Regions from separate parts of the Homo sapiens genome. Here region 2 is linked to region 1. The links are chromatin loops, found by intact Hi-C in ENCODE. Cell type or tissue: pancreas. All regions are shown on one strand. Each heading gives the region's core, and the rest is flanking DNA. Links, peaks and the distances in the headings are about the cores only.

Region 1 (7,992 bases), core at 1,356-6,355:
GACTCCTGACCTCCTGGCAATGCTGGAGATGCCAAGTCTTCCTCTGCTGTGAGTGCTGGAGCTGATTCACCAGGGAGCCCCACACCTGCTCCTCACCCGTGCCCTCAGGCATCTTCCATGCAAATTGGCAGAAATGCAGGAAGGGCCTGTGGGACAAATGTAGTGGCTGGTCCCTGCCCCCCACCAGCCCTGTGGGTGCCTTTTCTGTTCCTCAGGAAGGCGGGCCTTGGTGAGCTGCAGCTGAGGGGTTGGTAGCTGCTCTTCCCTCTCTCCACTCACTAGGGGTGTCTGTGTCTAAGTCTCCCCACCTCAGCCCCCAAAGAATAGGAGTTGGCACCTCCAACCCTTGCTTTGAAATGCTAACCAGTACAGAGGTTATAATCTGGTTTGCTTTGGCTCCAGCTGGGGACATTAAAACATTTTACACCTTTCCTCTGCTGGAGGCAGCACTTCTCAGACTTCAGTGTGCACCTGAGACACTGAGGGATCCTGACTCAGGAGGTGGGACCCAGAAAATCTGCTTTTCTATCAAACTTCCCGGGGATGACGATGCTGCCAATCCACCAGGTGCCAGGGACTCACTTGCTGAGTTATCTGCAGTGGAATCCCGGGCAGCCACTTATTGATAACAGTCGTGTGAGGCTGCCCCGTGCTGGCACCAGCTACCAGTGGGCACGCTGAGTGTGTGACACACACAGCATGTAATCCCATCCTCCCAGCATCCCTGGGAGGTCAGTATTGTTGCAGATGTTGGGAACTAACTGTGGTCCTGCCAGAGGTCATGGAGTGGGTTGGCGGCCTTGAGCCTCAGCCTCCTGACTCCCAGGCCCTGACCCTCCCTCCTCCTCCCTACAGAGCCCAAAAGGCAATTATTAAAGTGTGGGCAATGGCAGCCAACTCTGCCAGTCCTGGCTGAGGCCCCACACTCAGCTGTGGTTAAGCCATATGATAATTATTCCCATTTTACCATGAGAAGACTGAGGCTTGGGGGTTAGAAGATGTGCATGAGGCCAGAGCCTGAGTCCTTAATCCAACCATCTTCTGACAAGGATCTAAGCCCCCAGATGAGGTGCCCTGGTACCCTTGGGGTGCCCTGGTTCAAGGTAACCACTCGGGCTGCAGGGGGCCGAGGGGACAGGCCAGGCTGCCCAGAGCTTCCATGTGGCATGAAAGGCAGACAAAGTAAGGCCTGTGCCCTGCAGTGGCGCCCGAGTGGGCAGCAAGAACCCAGAGCCCAGTCCAGCCTTGGCAGGTGCCCAGCAGCCCTCTGTGTACTCCCACCCCTGCCCCCACTGCTAATCCCCTTAGAGGCTGGTCTGCCAGCAGGGACCAATCAGGTTAGAGCGTGAAGGCAGATTAGCAGCCAGAACATGGGGTCTTGACCTCAGCTTCCCCAACCCCTGCCTCCTCCAGCCCTGGGAGAGGATGGGGGGATTGGCAGAGTGTGCAGAAGGAGGGGCAGCCAGAGCAGGGTGCCTGGGGATGGTGCCAAGTCAGGGTGTGGGCCTGGCGGCCCCCTTGTCTTCAGGGGCGGGCGGCCGACTGGGGTTGCCCGATGCTTCCAGGCCAAGTGGGGGCTGCTCTTGGTGGAGCTTGCCTCCTGGGGTGCTTGATCTTGGCAATGGGGTTCATGCTTTGTCTGCAGGGCCCTTGCCTTGAGCTGGTGTGAACTTGGAACCACTTGAGGGTGTTGGTTGTTAATATCCTGAAGGATGTGTGAAGGGAAGAGGTGCGATTGTTACATCATCCACAATAACAAGTGCTTGCTCGTGCCTGCCTTCCCCTTCTGAGCCTGCATCTCACTGGGTCTGCAGCCTGGTTAGGCAGAGCAGGTACAAGTGGCCGCAGCATAGGTGGGGAGCTGTGGTCTCTCGCCATGCACAGCCAGCCTGTCTGGCCCTGAGCTCCTGCCTCTCCCTTGGCCAGTCCTAACTACTTGTTTTGGCCGGGAAAACGGAGAGGGATTAGAGCAGAGGACTCATGTAAGGATCCATTTTAGTTCATTCAGCTAAAAATTACTAAGTCTCTGCAATGTGCCAGGATATAAGGGAAAGTGAAGGAGAGTGTCTGCTGGGAGGTTATGGTCTGGAGAGGGAGATGGACGTTCACCAGAGTCAGTACTTCATCACATTCGGTGCACCTGTATTTTATTACAAGCCTGGGTTGTGCCGAAAAGTAAAAGTGGGGGTGCTAGGAGCCTGTTGCAGATAGAGCAGCTGACTCAGGCTCAGGGGAGGTGTTTGTAGACTGAGGTGTGAAGGATAAATAGCGTTTCCTGGGTGAAGGTGAGGGAAGAGTATCCCAGGCAGAAGCCACAGCAAGTACACAGGTCCTGTGGATGTCAGGAGGGGTCTGGGAAACTGGAGGAATGTCAGCAGAGGTGAGGGAGTAGGCAGCGGCACCTCTCCCATCAGATCCTGCAACATAAGTGCCGCTTTCCATCCCCATGTTGCAGATGAGAAAACTGGGGCCAGAGAGGTTACATGACTTGCCCGAGACCACACGATTTAAGTGAGTGGAGCCAAGTCTCCCCTGTGACACCCAGCTGTGGGCTTTGTCCTCAGCACCCTGGCCTCTCCGTGAGTGCTCCCTGGACCAGCATCCCCGCATCCCCCAGGTGCTTGTCAGAAGTCTGGGACCTTGTCCCGCCCTTCAGCTTCTGCCCCAGCCCTGTATCTCCCCAGCGCTGTCCTGGGTCTGACTCTGGGGATCTGTCATGGTGCCCTCGTCACTGTCCTGCCCCTGCCCTCCTTCTGAACCCCTGTCTGGCTCCGCTTCCCCGGGCTGGGACAGGCCCTGGCTGCCCTGGGCTTGGCTGTTTGTCCTTCCAGTCGCAGATCCCGCCCGCTTCCAGGACGGCAGTTCTCAGGGTGTCTCATTCTGCCCAGACACATCCTGGCCATCTCCTCACTTCAGGGCGTTTGACAAGGCCGCGTGGGAGGAGGACGGGCAGCAATGACTGGGTCTGAGGAAGATGAAGGTGGCCCAGAGCTCCCGGAAAACTGATGGGGAAAGGCTTAGGTGGTGCTTTTGGGGGGTTTCCACACAGACCAGGGGCAGAAGACATGATAAACTTTATTTCAAAGGGATTTGGGAAAGATGAGACAAGTATTGGCAAGGTAGGAAGTCAGTTGGAGCAAAAAGAAAAAAAAAGAGAATAGCTTTGTTCTGCTAGTTTGCGATGTGGTTGAGGCATCCAGGTCCAGGGAAGGCTTCTGGCGCCCCCTCGTGGGAAAGCTTGAAACAACAGAGCCTTAGGGTTGCTTAGGCTGTGCTTCGGGCAGGGACAACAGCCCGCATTTCTTGAATGCTGCTAAATGGAGGTTGTGATTCAGAAGCTTAAGTACATCAATTCACAATCTTCTCCAAAGTCCCACGTGGTAGTTATTTTACAAATAGGACACCTGAAGCTCTCAGGTGCAGAACTTCTCGAGGTCCATGGTTGGTCAATAGCAGAAGCAGGAGTTGAACCTGGTCCTTCTCTCTACAGGTGCAGGCTCCTTCTACCACCCGCTTTGCTGCCATCAGGCTGCATTTTCCTGAGGCTTCCAAGGTTCACCTGTTTTCCTCTGGCCTCTCCTGGGGCCCCAAATTCACTTTCCTGTCTTCATTTAAACGATGAGGGCTGGTTCCGGCTGTGGGCTGACTGGCCAGGGTGGGACAGTTCCACACCCAGCTTTGGGCCATCTCTTATCTCTTGATGGCCGTTGGCATCACCTGCTGCCTGCCTGCCTGGGGGCTGTGTCTTTCCTCTTTAAGCTTTGGTGCCCCAGAACAAAGCCTGAAAGATGGTCAGAGCTGGGCACAGTGCCCGTGCCTTTAGTCCCAGCTACTTGGGAGGCTGAGGAGGGAGGATCACTTGAACCCAGGAGTTTGAGACCAGCCTGGACAACATAGTGAGACCCTGTCTCTACAAAAATATTTTTTAAAAAATTAGCCAGGCATGGTAGCATGCGCCTGTAGTCCCAGCTACTCAGGAAGCTGAGAGAGGAAAATCACCTGAGCCCAGGATTTCAACAGTGCAGTGAGCTGTGATTGAGTGACTGCACTCCAGCCTGAGTGACAGAGTGAGATGCTGTCTCTAAATAAATAAACAAAATAATTAAAAAGATGGTCATATCACAGCCCTCTCTGTTCTATCCCATCACTCTCCCCGGCCTGTGTGAGGCTTCTCCCAGCTGACACTTGCTTCCCAGAGCCTCTGCTCCTCCCCAGTCATACCAGGCTCTCTCATGCCCCAGCGTCTTTGCATAGACTGGGCCTACCTGGAGTCTGCCTCTGCCTTCTTCCTCTTCCCTACTTAGTTCCTGGTGTGAGTCCTTATAGAAATGCATTTGCTGAATTGTACTTTGATGCTATTATAAGAAACAGACACTCAAACCCCATTAATTATAAGGATCTAGTGTTATTGATTAGGCTACACTGTCATTTTTAATAAACACCCCTGGGAAAATTCTTGCCTCATCTGAGTGCCACACCAGCTGTACTCCTGAGAAGCTGATCCTTTTAGACTTATACGTGTCCCGTGGGCGCTGTGAGCTGACTGGCTCTCCTTTCACGCTGGCTTTCAGTGAGAAAGCTCAGAGCCCCGCTCAGCCCAGCCTGGCATGTGGTCACATGGTGCATGCATTCTTAGTACCCGCCATTGATTCCTCCTCTTCTCTGTGCCTCATTTTTCACTCTTGCTCTCTTGCTGTTTTGAAAATCCCTATAAGCCACCTTAAAGGCTTTCTAGAACAAGGTTGGGTCTAAATCGATAAGCAAATCAATACGAATAAAAAAACCTTCCTTGCAGGGTTGTGGTGAGGATTAAATGGAATAATGAATGGATGTGAGTGCCGGCCCAGCGTTCCTTCCCAGGCTTGGCCAAAGGGTGAGTGGTCGGCTGGGCTGAGATGAGGGTCCCACTGGAGGTCCCGCCTTCCTGACTCTGTGGACGTCCTCAGGCCACCACTCCTTCCTGCCTCCATCTGGCTCTTAATGCACATGCTCTCATCTCCCTGAGTCCCTGTGGGTCAGCAAAGGTGGCAGGCTGTGTCTGTCTTCTCCCCAGACCCCGTCTTTCAGTAGGTGTATGGCCAGCAACTTTCCTCACCTCCTTTCTGGGACCCCAAATCCTCTAAAGAAGCAACCACCTCACTTGATGTGTGTCTTAGTCTGTTCCAGCTGCTATAACAAAATATTGTATTGGGAGGCTGAGGTGGGTGAATCACTTGAGGCCAGGAGTTTGAGACCAGCCTGAGCAACAAAATGAGACCCTGTCTCCACCCGTAGAGCATCTGTAGTCCCAGCGCATCTGTAGTCCCAGCTACTCAGAAGGCTGAGGTGGGGAGGATCGCTTGAGCCCAGGAGTTCAAGGTGACAGTGTGCTATGATTGTGCCACTGCAGTCTGGCCTGGGTGACAGCAAGACCTTGTCTCTAAAAAAACAAAAACAAAATGCCGTAGACCAAGTGGCTTATAAACAGCAGAAATTTATTTCTCACAGTTCTAGAGGTGGGAAGTCCAAGATCAAGGTATTGGCAGATTTGGCGTGTGGTGAAGGCTGCTTCCGGCTTCATAGACAGTGCCTTCTAGCTGTGTCCTCACACGGAGGAAGGGGCAAGGCAGCTCTCTGCGGTCTCTTTCATAAGGGCACTAATCCTATTATAAGGATGGAGCTCACATGACCTATCACCTCCCAAAGTCCTCACCTCCTAATACCATCACATTGGAGATTAGGTTTCAACCTATGCCTTTTTTGAGAGGAAACGATAATTCAGACCATAGCAATGTGTCTTGCAGGCATGTGGTTGGGTCTGCACTGGTGAAGAGCTTAGAAATCTTCTGCTCCAGCCTATGAATTGGACAAATGAGGAAACTGAGGCCCCCAAAAAGAAGTGATGTAGCCAAGTCTCTAACATGATTTCAGCCCATTAACCTGGAGCCTAAGCATGCCCCTCCCTTCCTTAGGGTCATGCCTCAAAGCAACGCTGGATGAGTCATCAATTGTGCGTAACCAATGACTTCAAAACACTGCGGCTTTCAAGAACAAACAATAAACATCTCACAGTCTCTGTAGGTGGCTGGGTGGTTCTGGCTTGGGGTTTTTCATGAGATTGCATCACAATGTTGGGGGGTTGTGTCATCTGAAGGCTTGGCTGGGGCTGGAGAATGCACTTCCTTGATGGCTGGCTCACAGGCTGGCAAGCCTGTGCCTGCTGTTGGCGAGAGGCCTCGGTTCCTCTCCATGTGGGCCTCCCCAGAGAGCTGCTTGAGTGTCCTTATGACCTGGGTTGGGTTCTCCCAGAGAGGGCAAACCCAGAAGGAACAAGGAGGGAGCTACAGTGTCTTTTATGATCTAGTCTCGGAGGTTATCCATTACCGTTTCCATCATATGTGGTTCTTCAGAAGTAAGTTACTGAGTCCTGCCCACATTCAGGAGGAAGAGAATGAGCCTCTGTCTTTTGAAGGGAGGAATGTCAAAGAATTTGTGGATGTCTTTTAACTACCACAACCTCCCACGTACACACACCAGTCATACGAAACCACATGAGATTCCCCCAGCCTGCCTTGTTCCTTCCTGTCTCTGGGTTTCTGCACATGCTGTTACCGCTGCTTAGAACACCCTTTCCTCATTTTCCATTTCTGTCTGGGACACATCAACTCTTTAAGATCCGGTCAGAGATCACCTCTCCTCCCTCCAGCGGACTTGTTCACTCACTTCTCTGCACTCTCCCATCTCTTTGGCAGTACTGCTCCTCCAGCCATTGTTGAAAGCTGGCATGTACACCCCATGAAAGCAAGTCTTTGGGGGTCCCCAGCAGACCATCAGCTTTCAGTACACATTTCTGGGGTGAAGGATTGAAGGTCCACTCACTGGTTTCCCATCTGTGCCCTCTTCTGGGCATGAGTGCTCTAGGGTGGACCATGCACCTGTGGTTAGCTCTGCATCCACAAGCCCAGCCCGGTCACTGGTGCCTGTGGGCACTCCATCAAGGTGAGTTTGGTTTCATGTTGGGCTCCCATGTCAGCCTGGGCTCCTGGTTACTGAGGAACTCGCATGACCATGAGCTCCAGTGTGGGCAGTCTGTTGTTTACCTGTGTGGCCTGTACAGCCCTGCTCTAAATCCAGTAATTTCCCTGCCAGCCCACTCTGCCCAGTGGCAGCATCCCACTTAGGAAGATGGAGAGAACAAGTCCACAAGTCCACAGACCAGGAGAACCATCAAGCCATTAGGGCAGGCACCACCAGGGTAGCAATTTCTTATATGAAGCAGAGACACTAAGAAGAGGATGTGGCAGCCAAGGAACTCTCTAGGCAAGGAAGAGATGATAACAAGGATTAGGCAGGCAAAGACTGAAATGAGCCTCTCAAGACATATGGGGCTGGGGGAGTTGCTGCATAAAGACAGGCATCGGGGAGTAGGCCACTGGGGGCCCTCTGGGGAGTAGCCTAAATGGGCGGAATCTGGGGAATGTCTCCAGGAATACTGACAGACTACACTGGGGAGCTGGCGATATGGCACAAGTAACCAAGATCGAAGATGAAAGATGCCATGGGGAGAGCAGGAAGGGAAGGTGGGGCCGGGCGAGTGCGGGAGGAGGAAGCTTCCCCCACAAGAAGGGGAGATGCCTCAGGGATAGCAGGTGGGACGGCTCTGGAGGAGGGACAGCTGTGTCTGTGCTGCAGGCTTGAACCATCTCCCCTCCAGGAGATGGGGCCTACATCCAGGAGAGAGAGAGCAATAGAGAGCAAGAACGAGGGGCACTGATGGTGCCAAGGCCCCTTCAGACACGGGTGCCTGGCTGCTTTTCTAAAGGCTGTGAGGGGACAGGACAGAGGGGCTGGGTTTGGGGGAGGGAGCACATAGATGTTGGTGCCCACTCTGTGGGGACGGGAAGGCAATTGCTTTGCCAGGCTTTCATTTTTCCCATTTTGTACATGAGGAAACTGGGCTCGGGAGGGGAAGGGTGCCTTGCAGATGTATGGCCAGGAGGGGGAGGGCCAGGC
Region 2 (7,992 bases), core at 1,854-6,853, 150 kb before region 1:
AAGGCTCCTCTTTGGCTTGTTTTTAGGTGGGTGGGTGGGTTCAGGAGGAGCGGGGCTTTTGGCTGATAAGAAGTATGATTTGGAGCCTCTGGGATCCTGAGCTTCCTAATTTCCCATGGCTGAGTCTAGAATGCTTCACATAGATTTCAGTTTCTCACATAATTTTTATTTCTTCATTTAAAAACAAGGAGTGATGGTTACAATAACAGGAAAACCTAGATGAAGTTTTCATCTGAGGCAGGAAGGTGTGTTTAGACAGCTCATGTTGAAATGTTCCTGCTGCTGTCTTGGTGGGCTTGGGCTGCTTTAACAGAACACCATAGACTAGGTGGCTTCTCAACATCAAAAATGTGCTTCTTACAGTTCTGCAGTCTGGGGAGTCCAAGAGCATGGTGCCAGCAGATTGGGTGTCTGCTGAGGGTGCACTCCCTGGTTCACAGACAGCCGTCTTCACTGTAACCTCACATGGTGGAAGGGACAAGGGATCTCTCTGGGGCCTCTTTTAGAGGAGCACTAATCCTATTCATGGGGGCCCTGCCAAAGACACTCCCAAAGACCCCTCCTACCAAAGACCCTACCTCCTAATATCATCACATTGGAGATTAGGTTTCAAAGTTAATTTGTGGGAATACAAACATTTAGTCTATAGCAGCTATTTTTTTTTTTTTTTCGAGACAGCATCTTACTCTGTCACCCAGGCTAGAGTGTAGTGGTGCGATCTTGGCTCACTGCAGCCTCCACCTCCCAGTCTCCGGTGATCCTCCCACCTCAGCCTCCCAAGTGGCTAGGGCTACAGCTGTGTGCCACCACACCCAGCTAATTTTTGTATTTTTTGTAGAGACGGGGTTTCACCATCTTGGCCAGGCTGGTCTTGAACTCCTGTACTCAAGTGATATGCCCGCCTCAGCCTCCCAAAGTGCTGGGATTACAGGCGTGAGCCACTGTGCCCAGCCTATGGCTGCAATTTATTAGGTATGTGACTTTGGGTAAGTCCCTGAATCTCCTGTCCCCTCATCTGTAAGGTGGGGAGAACGGTATACATCTCAATAACAAGGACTTCGCATGGAGGATTTTAATCTAAGGTCTGTGGTTATGCTTCAGGACAATAGTTTGCCCCTGTAATTCTATGTAAAATTTTATGTACATTTGCATTTTTCTAGGGGAGAGATTTCATAGCTTCTACGAGAATCTCAGAGGAATCCTTGACGATTAAAATACTGAGAATCACTAGCTTTACACAGTGCTGGCAGATGGCAATTATTCATTAAAGGTTAATTCTCTTTCTCTCTGCCAAGGGTAAATTTTATAATCAGCAGGTTATTGATGCTGACATAGCTACTTTGATGACAAAGATGTTGTTTAAATCCTGAATAGAAATAAACACTCTACAGTTGTCTTTACTCTGTTACCTACCCACACACTCCTCTTTTGCCATGTTAGCTTCTGAGGCGCTATTCAGAACTACTTGTCCCTCTCTCCCCAGCCCCCAAGGGCCAGCTTGTATTACTCACTGTGAAGAAAGGAACCAGGTCCTTCAAAATGAAGCATGGAGAGACTCTTAAAGTTACATGTGGGAAACTGGGTGATGCCAAGAAAAGGGAGTGGCGGGGGCAAGAGGGACATTTTGAAAAACAGGAAGAGGACCAAAATGCTGAGTACGGTACTGAGCACATAATCATTAATCACTGAATTGTAGAAAGGACTGAAGAGGTAGACATGCATTAAATAGTGGAAAGGGGCCGGGCACAGTGGCTCACAACTGTAATCCCAGCACTTTGGGAGGCTGAGGCAGGTGGGTCATCTGAGGTCAGGAGTTCGAGACCAGCCTGACCAACATGGTGAAACCCCATTTCTACTAAAAATACAAAAATTAGACGGGTGTGGTGGCATACACCTGTAATCCCAGCTACTTGGGAGGCTGAGGCAGGAGAGTCACTTGAACCCAGGAGGCGGAGGTTGCAGTGAGCTGAGATCGCGCCACTGCACTCCAGCCTGGGTAAAGACTCTGTCTCAAAAAAAACAAAAACAAAACAAAACAAAAAACGTGAAAAGGAAAGATAGAAAAACAGAAACGTGTAAAGAGTTTTCCTCTCAGTCCCCGTTCCTGGCAGGCTAGTTCCATTAGCTTTGCCTGCTATGTGGGCTGCCCACTTTTTGTTCCTACCTGTATTCCTGATTTTGAGGGGTTCAGGGAATGGGAATGGTGAAGACTGCTGAACCCCAGGCCAGAGGGTATGGTGTAGAGGACGTCATGCTTGCTGAGATGCTTCAAGGCCCAGCCTCTTGATTTTCACTATAAAAAAAAAAAAAAAAAAGGAAGAAAAATTGAAGTTGAGCAATGACCAAGTCTTGGTTCAAATTGATCATTAATATCTAATCCTTTATCATCAGCATCCAGTGCCCAGAACCTGAGTGTTCTATCCTAGAATCGGGATTAGGGTGAGTAGCTGGGGCCACTGGTGTCATGCTAGCTCTCCTCTTTTATTCTCAGAAATAGGTTGTTTTTATTTTCAATGCCTTAGTATTGAGGAGTGCTTATTTCAATTGAACCATATCTGTGGGCAAAAGAGAAAAGAAACAGGCTGTCTAAAAATCATGAGCCCAAGGGGCAAAGAAACCAAAAAAGTGGGGCCAGTGGGCTAGAAAAGAGCTGTAATTCAAACTAACAAGGTACACAGTTGACCCTCGAACAGTGCTGGGGTTAGAGGCACCAACCCCCATACAGTCGAAAAATCCACATATAACTTTTGGCTTCCCCAAAACTTAACTACTAATAGCCCTATGGATAACATAAAGTCAATTAACACATGCTTTGTATGTTACATGTATTTCATATAGTATTCTTATAATAAAGTAAGTTAGAGAAAAGAAAGTGTTAAGAAAATCCTAAGGAAGGGAAAAATAAATTTACTATTCATTAAGTGGAAGTGGATCATCATAAAGGCCTTCATCCTCATCATCTTCACATTGAGTAGGTTGAGGAGGAAGAGGAGGGGTTGGTCTTGCTATCTCAGGAGTGGCAGAGATGGAAGAAAATCTGCTTGTAAGTGGACCTGTGGAGTTCAAACCCATGTTTTTCAACTGTACATGGTCCAGGGCATGCATATATATATATATATATATATATATATATATATATATATATACACACACACACACACACACACACACACACACACACACACACACACATATATACACACACACACCGACCTTGGGGGAAATGTCAGTTTTCCACATGGACACAGCTGGGGCTCTCTTGACTCATGGCAATTGCAAATTTAAGGTTGCAGTTGAGGCTAGGCACCATGGCTCACACCTGTAAACCCAGCACTTTGGGAGGCTGAGGCAGGCAGATCACTTGAGCTCAGGAGTTCGAGACCAACCTGGGCAACAAGGTGAAGCCCTGTCTCTACTAAAAATACACACACACACACACACACACACACACACACAATAGCTGGGCGTGGTGGTGTGTGCCTGTGGTGCTAGCTACCCAGGAGGCTGAGGTGGAAGGGTCACTTGGGCCCAGCAGGTGGAGGCTGCAGTGAGCCAAGATCATGCCACTGCACTCCAGCCTGGCTGACAGAGTGAGACCTTGTCTTAAAAAAAAAAAAAAAAAAAAAGGTTGCAGTTGAGATCAGCTCAGAGGGGAAAATTAAAGCCCTCAAAGGAAAAATGTGAATATGATATACATGGATATATTCTAAACATTATATCTAATTATAAAGAATGAATCACAAAATTAAGCATCTTAAATATAGGCATGAAAAAATAACCCTCAACCAGGAAGCTGCAGCTCTGTCAGATTGCATCATTTGAGAACCAAGAAAAGCAAGTTAGCATACTAAGCATGAGAGAAGCAGAGGTTATTCCTCTGATGCAGTTAAATATTACTCATTTCCTTCCTTCCCTCCTTTCATTCTTTTTTTTTTAGAGATGGGGATCTCAATATGTTACCCAGGCTGGAGACAGGAGTTCAGTGGTTATTCGGTGGCTAGTTCAGGTTCTGTGATCACACCCGTGAATAGCCACTTCTGGGCTCAAGTGATCCTCCCTTAGTCCCCTGAGTAGCTGGGACTACAGGCACACACCACCATGCCCAGCAATATTCTGTTTATTTTTATAGCTGTGTTAAGGGAGATCCTTACATGAGCAGAAGATTCTATCCAGGGAACTGAAACTGTTGCAGTGGAAACACTATCCTTTTTAGAAAGTGGCATTCTTTGGAAGATATATCCAACCTCAATCTCTCCCATTGGGATTGTGTTGTATTTGATGAGCTAGGAAGTTTCAACCTAAAAGCAAACATCAGTTCCATTAAAAAAAACTCATTTGTGTTTTATTTGCTCTCAGCTCAATTAAAAAAAAACTAAGAATTATTTACTAGTCATTCTCTACATAATCACATTTCTTAGTCTCACAGTAGAAGCTTCTAGAAATAAGAGGCTGTGGTCTCATTCAACTAAGTTCCACTGGTTCACTTGAAGGGCTGAACATAATAGTTCAGACCCACATGACATTCACAGTGGATGGTGAAAATGGGTTTGATGGTTGGTGCCAGAGGAAGGAAACCACACCAGGAACCACAGCCGTGGAGTCTGGATTCAGTTACTCTGTCTACATGTGAATGTATGAGAACTGTAAGTATTAGGTTGGTGCAAAAGTATGTGGCATTTTAATGGCAAAAGCCACAATTACTTTTGCACCGACCTATTACATAATCTTGCTAAGTTTCAACGTATCTGTAAAATACAGATATTGACAACCACTCTACTTCTCCATATAATGTACTCTGAAATCCAGACAAGATCATGTATTAAAAAGAGCTTTATAAATTGTAAATCCCTGTGGAGTGTGTACATGTGTACATGTGGCAAATAACCTAAGAAAGTTCTCAAAAACCAGTATAGCTTTTCACCCCATTTGAAGTTGTTAACATCCTAGAGTCTATTGTGTGTCCAGCCTGAATGAAAAGACATTTCTTGACACTAAAAAATTAATGAAAATTGTGAGCCCAGAAGCCATTCCTCAGCACTCATGTTCAGAAGTGGGGATCGCTGATGGGAGCCCCTTCTGCCCACGTACTTCCCTTTTTCCAGCAGGGCCTCTAAGGAGTTCAAATTTCTTGTGAATGAAAAACTAATTTATTGAGTACTTACTATCTACTGAGCTCTGTGCTAGCCAATTAATTCATTGTTTCATTAAACTCATACATCTCTGTGAGGTATTGTATTTGTCTGTTTTCACACTGCTATCAAGAACCACCTGAGACTGGGTAATTTATAAGGAAAGGAGGTTTAATTGAATCTCAGTTCTGCATGGCTGGGAAGGCCTCAGGAAACACAATTATGGTGGAAGGCGAAGGGGAAGCAAGGCATGTCTTACATGGCAGCAGAAGGGGGCCAGGGGACTGCCACACACTTTTAAACCATCAGATCTTGGCTGGGTGCAGTGGCTTATGCCTATAATCCCAGCACTCTGGGAGGCTAAGGTGGGCGGATCATGTGTGGCCAGAGTTTGAGACCAGCTGGGCCAACATGGTGAAACTCTGTCTCTACTAAAAATACAAAAATTATTCAGGCGTGGTGGCACATGCCTGTAATCCCAGCTACTCTGGAGGCTGAGGCACGAGAATCACTTGAGCTTGGGAGGTGGAGGTTGCAGTGAGCTAAGATCACGCCGCTGCACCCCAGCCTGGGCAACAGGGTGAGACTCTATCTCAAAAAAAAAAAAAAAAAAAAAGATCAGATCTTGTGAGAACTCTCTCACTATCAGGAGAACAGCATGGGGGAAACCACTCCCAAGATCCAATCACCTCCCACCGTGTCCTGCCCCTGACCTGTGGGGATTACAATTCGACATAAGATTTGGGTGGGACACAAAGCCAAACCATATCAGGTACTGTTATCTCCAATTGTATAGAAGACACATATGAATAGTTTGATAACTTATGTTGTCAGTTACAAAGAAACGTAGCTGACAAAGTGGCCAACCTAACATCCAGGGCTGCTGGACTCCCAGGACTATGGTGTTAGGCAGGGGTTACAAAACCCAATATCTATAGGAGCCAGGAAGGTCATGTAAGGTAATGAGAACCACAAGTGCTTCAAGATATTTAAGAACGCCATGGAAGCCAAACCCGACCCCTCTGCAGCCTGCATTTGGCCCAGGAGCCCAGCTGGCATCCTCTGCATGGCGCTGGGCTGCTCGGCTCCTGACTGCTTGCTGATCTGCACAGGACACTCCCAGAGCCTCTCAGTGGTGGCTCCCAGAGGACAGCAAGAAGCGCGCCTTCCGGGAAGAGGATAAATGGCATTCGGACGCAGGAGGGCATCCACTCACTTACCTCCGCCAACACTCCCCACGCCCTGCAGGAACTGCTTAGGGAGGGTCTGTCCTCATTTCTCTGCTCTTCTGCATGCCCTGCCTAATGCGTTCGTCTCTGGCCACAGGTGCATATTAAGCACTGGAAACGTGGCCCATCTGAACTGAGATGTGCTGTGCGAAATAACAGAATTCAAAGATGTAGGAAGAAAAAAGGAATATAAAAATATCTCGATAATTTTTTACACTGATGACATGTTGAAATGAGATTTTGAATATGTTGGGTTAATAAAATGTATCATTAAAATGAATTCTACCTGTTTCTTTTAACCTTTTTAATGTGGCTAACTAGAAAATATAAAATTACACATGTGGCCCATGTTATATAGTGATTGTCCCAGAACCTCTGGGCCTCTAATCCTATGCTGTCCTTTCTCCCCAACAACCTACTCCACCAGAACCTTGGCCACATCTTTTTTCCTTTAGTTAGTCCTTAGTCCACTCTGGGGAGGAGAAGCAGGGAGAGCTGGTCAGAGGACAGGACAAACACTAAAAATGTCACCCCACCCCCGTGAGCTACTGCCCTGGGCATACAGACCCACTAAGTCTTTCTGCTCAGGTTAGAGGCCTTGGGCCAGGGCCTTCTGCCTCTCTGATGAAGAGCCATGGGGATTTAATGGACATCTAATGACCCAGTGATCCAGGCTTTAATAAGTACTTTGATGTAACCAAAATTGGCCATTAATGAGAGGTCTTATATTGTAGCCCCTTCTTAAACACCCGCCGTATGTGCTTTGTGACATGACCTAGGAAGAGGAGAATGGAGAGGAGAGACATGGCCTTCTTTCTTGTCTCTGCTTCCCTCTTCCATGGGAGCATGAAAACCTACTCTTTCCACATGGGGAGGAATATAGAACCATCTGGTGTGGAGGAAAAGGGGATATATTTAGTCTGAAGCAAATCTTTAGCAGAGACATAGAATCAAAGACGGTCATTGCTATTTGGGACCTTAGAGACAATGGATCCCAATGGTTTCAGATAGGTTTATGCAGTGCCGCCAGGGTTACTGTGAGGAGGGGAAGGGGGTCAGAAGGACAGCACCTGATTCTCCGCATCCTCTTCAGCCAGGGAGCTCCCTTTTACCTGGTTTAGAGTAAGATTTTGTTTAAATAAGTGGCTTGAAAATCATTGAACTAGCCCACAAACCATGTGTTAGAGAAACAGTTTCAGAAAGATGGCGACTTAGGCCCAGTTGATGCATTAGTGAGGGGCAGTGTGGGGGACTTGAGTCTATCTCTTTTTAAATTAACTCTATTAAGCATATAGTTTGATACATTTTTTTTTTTGAGACTGAGTCTCACTCTGCCGCCCAAGCTGGAGTGTAGTGGCGCAATCTCGGCTCACTGCAGCCTCCTCGCCTCCTGGTTTCAAGTGATTCTCGTACCTCAGCCTCCCAAGTAGGTGGGATTACAGGCAAGCGCCACCATGCCCAGCTAATTTTTGCATTTTTAGTAGAGATGGGGATTTCACCATATTGGCAAGGCTGGTCTCGAACTCCTGACCTCTAGTGATCTGCCCGCCGTGGCCTCCCAAAGTGCTGGGATTACAGGTATGAACCATTGCGCCCGGCCAGTTCGATAAGTTTTGACAAACATATACGTCTCT

Evidence for each region. A loop is a pair of places that touch in the nucleus more often than their neighbours do. Peaks named below come from ENCODE experiments on the same cell type or tissue, not always from the same donor. Only the 100,000 strongest peaks of a DNase experiment are listed, where the experiment ranks them.
Region 2: it touches region 1 in a loop (3-fold over the local background); 102 of 110 quality-filtered maps call a loop at or near these places.

What each region holds. Positions count from the first base shown.
Region 1 is chr10:97,068,267-97,076,258 of GRCh38, reverse strand. All of the region lies in intron 4 of SLIT1 (slit guidance ligand 1), which reads left to right. Among named protein-coding and RNA genes, the nearest start is that of SLIT1-AS1, 30 kb to the left of the region's middle. RefSeq lists a silencer at 3,133-3,427 and an enhancer at 5,265-6,464. In pancreas, for the core only: a CTCF peak has its summit at 3,240 (motif pointing left); DNase peaks (open chromatin) are centred at 2,778 and 3,218; H3K27me3 peaks cover 394 bases.
Region 2 is chr10:97,214,096-97,222,087 of GRCh38, reverse strand. The region is part of intron 11 of ARHGAP19-SLIT1 (ARHGAP19-SLIT1 readthrough (NMD candidate)); the gene reads left to right. LOC105378447 (a long non-coding RNA gene) reads right to left here and starts at 3,115. Exons shown (of 3, transcript XR_946226.3): 1 at 2,912-3,115; 2 at 2,165-2,293. In pancreas, for the core only: no CTCF peak of the experiment used is centred there; no DNase peak of the experiment used is centred there.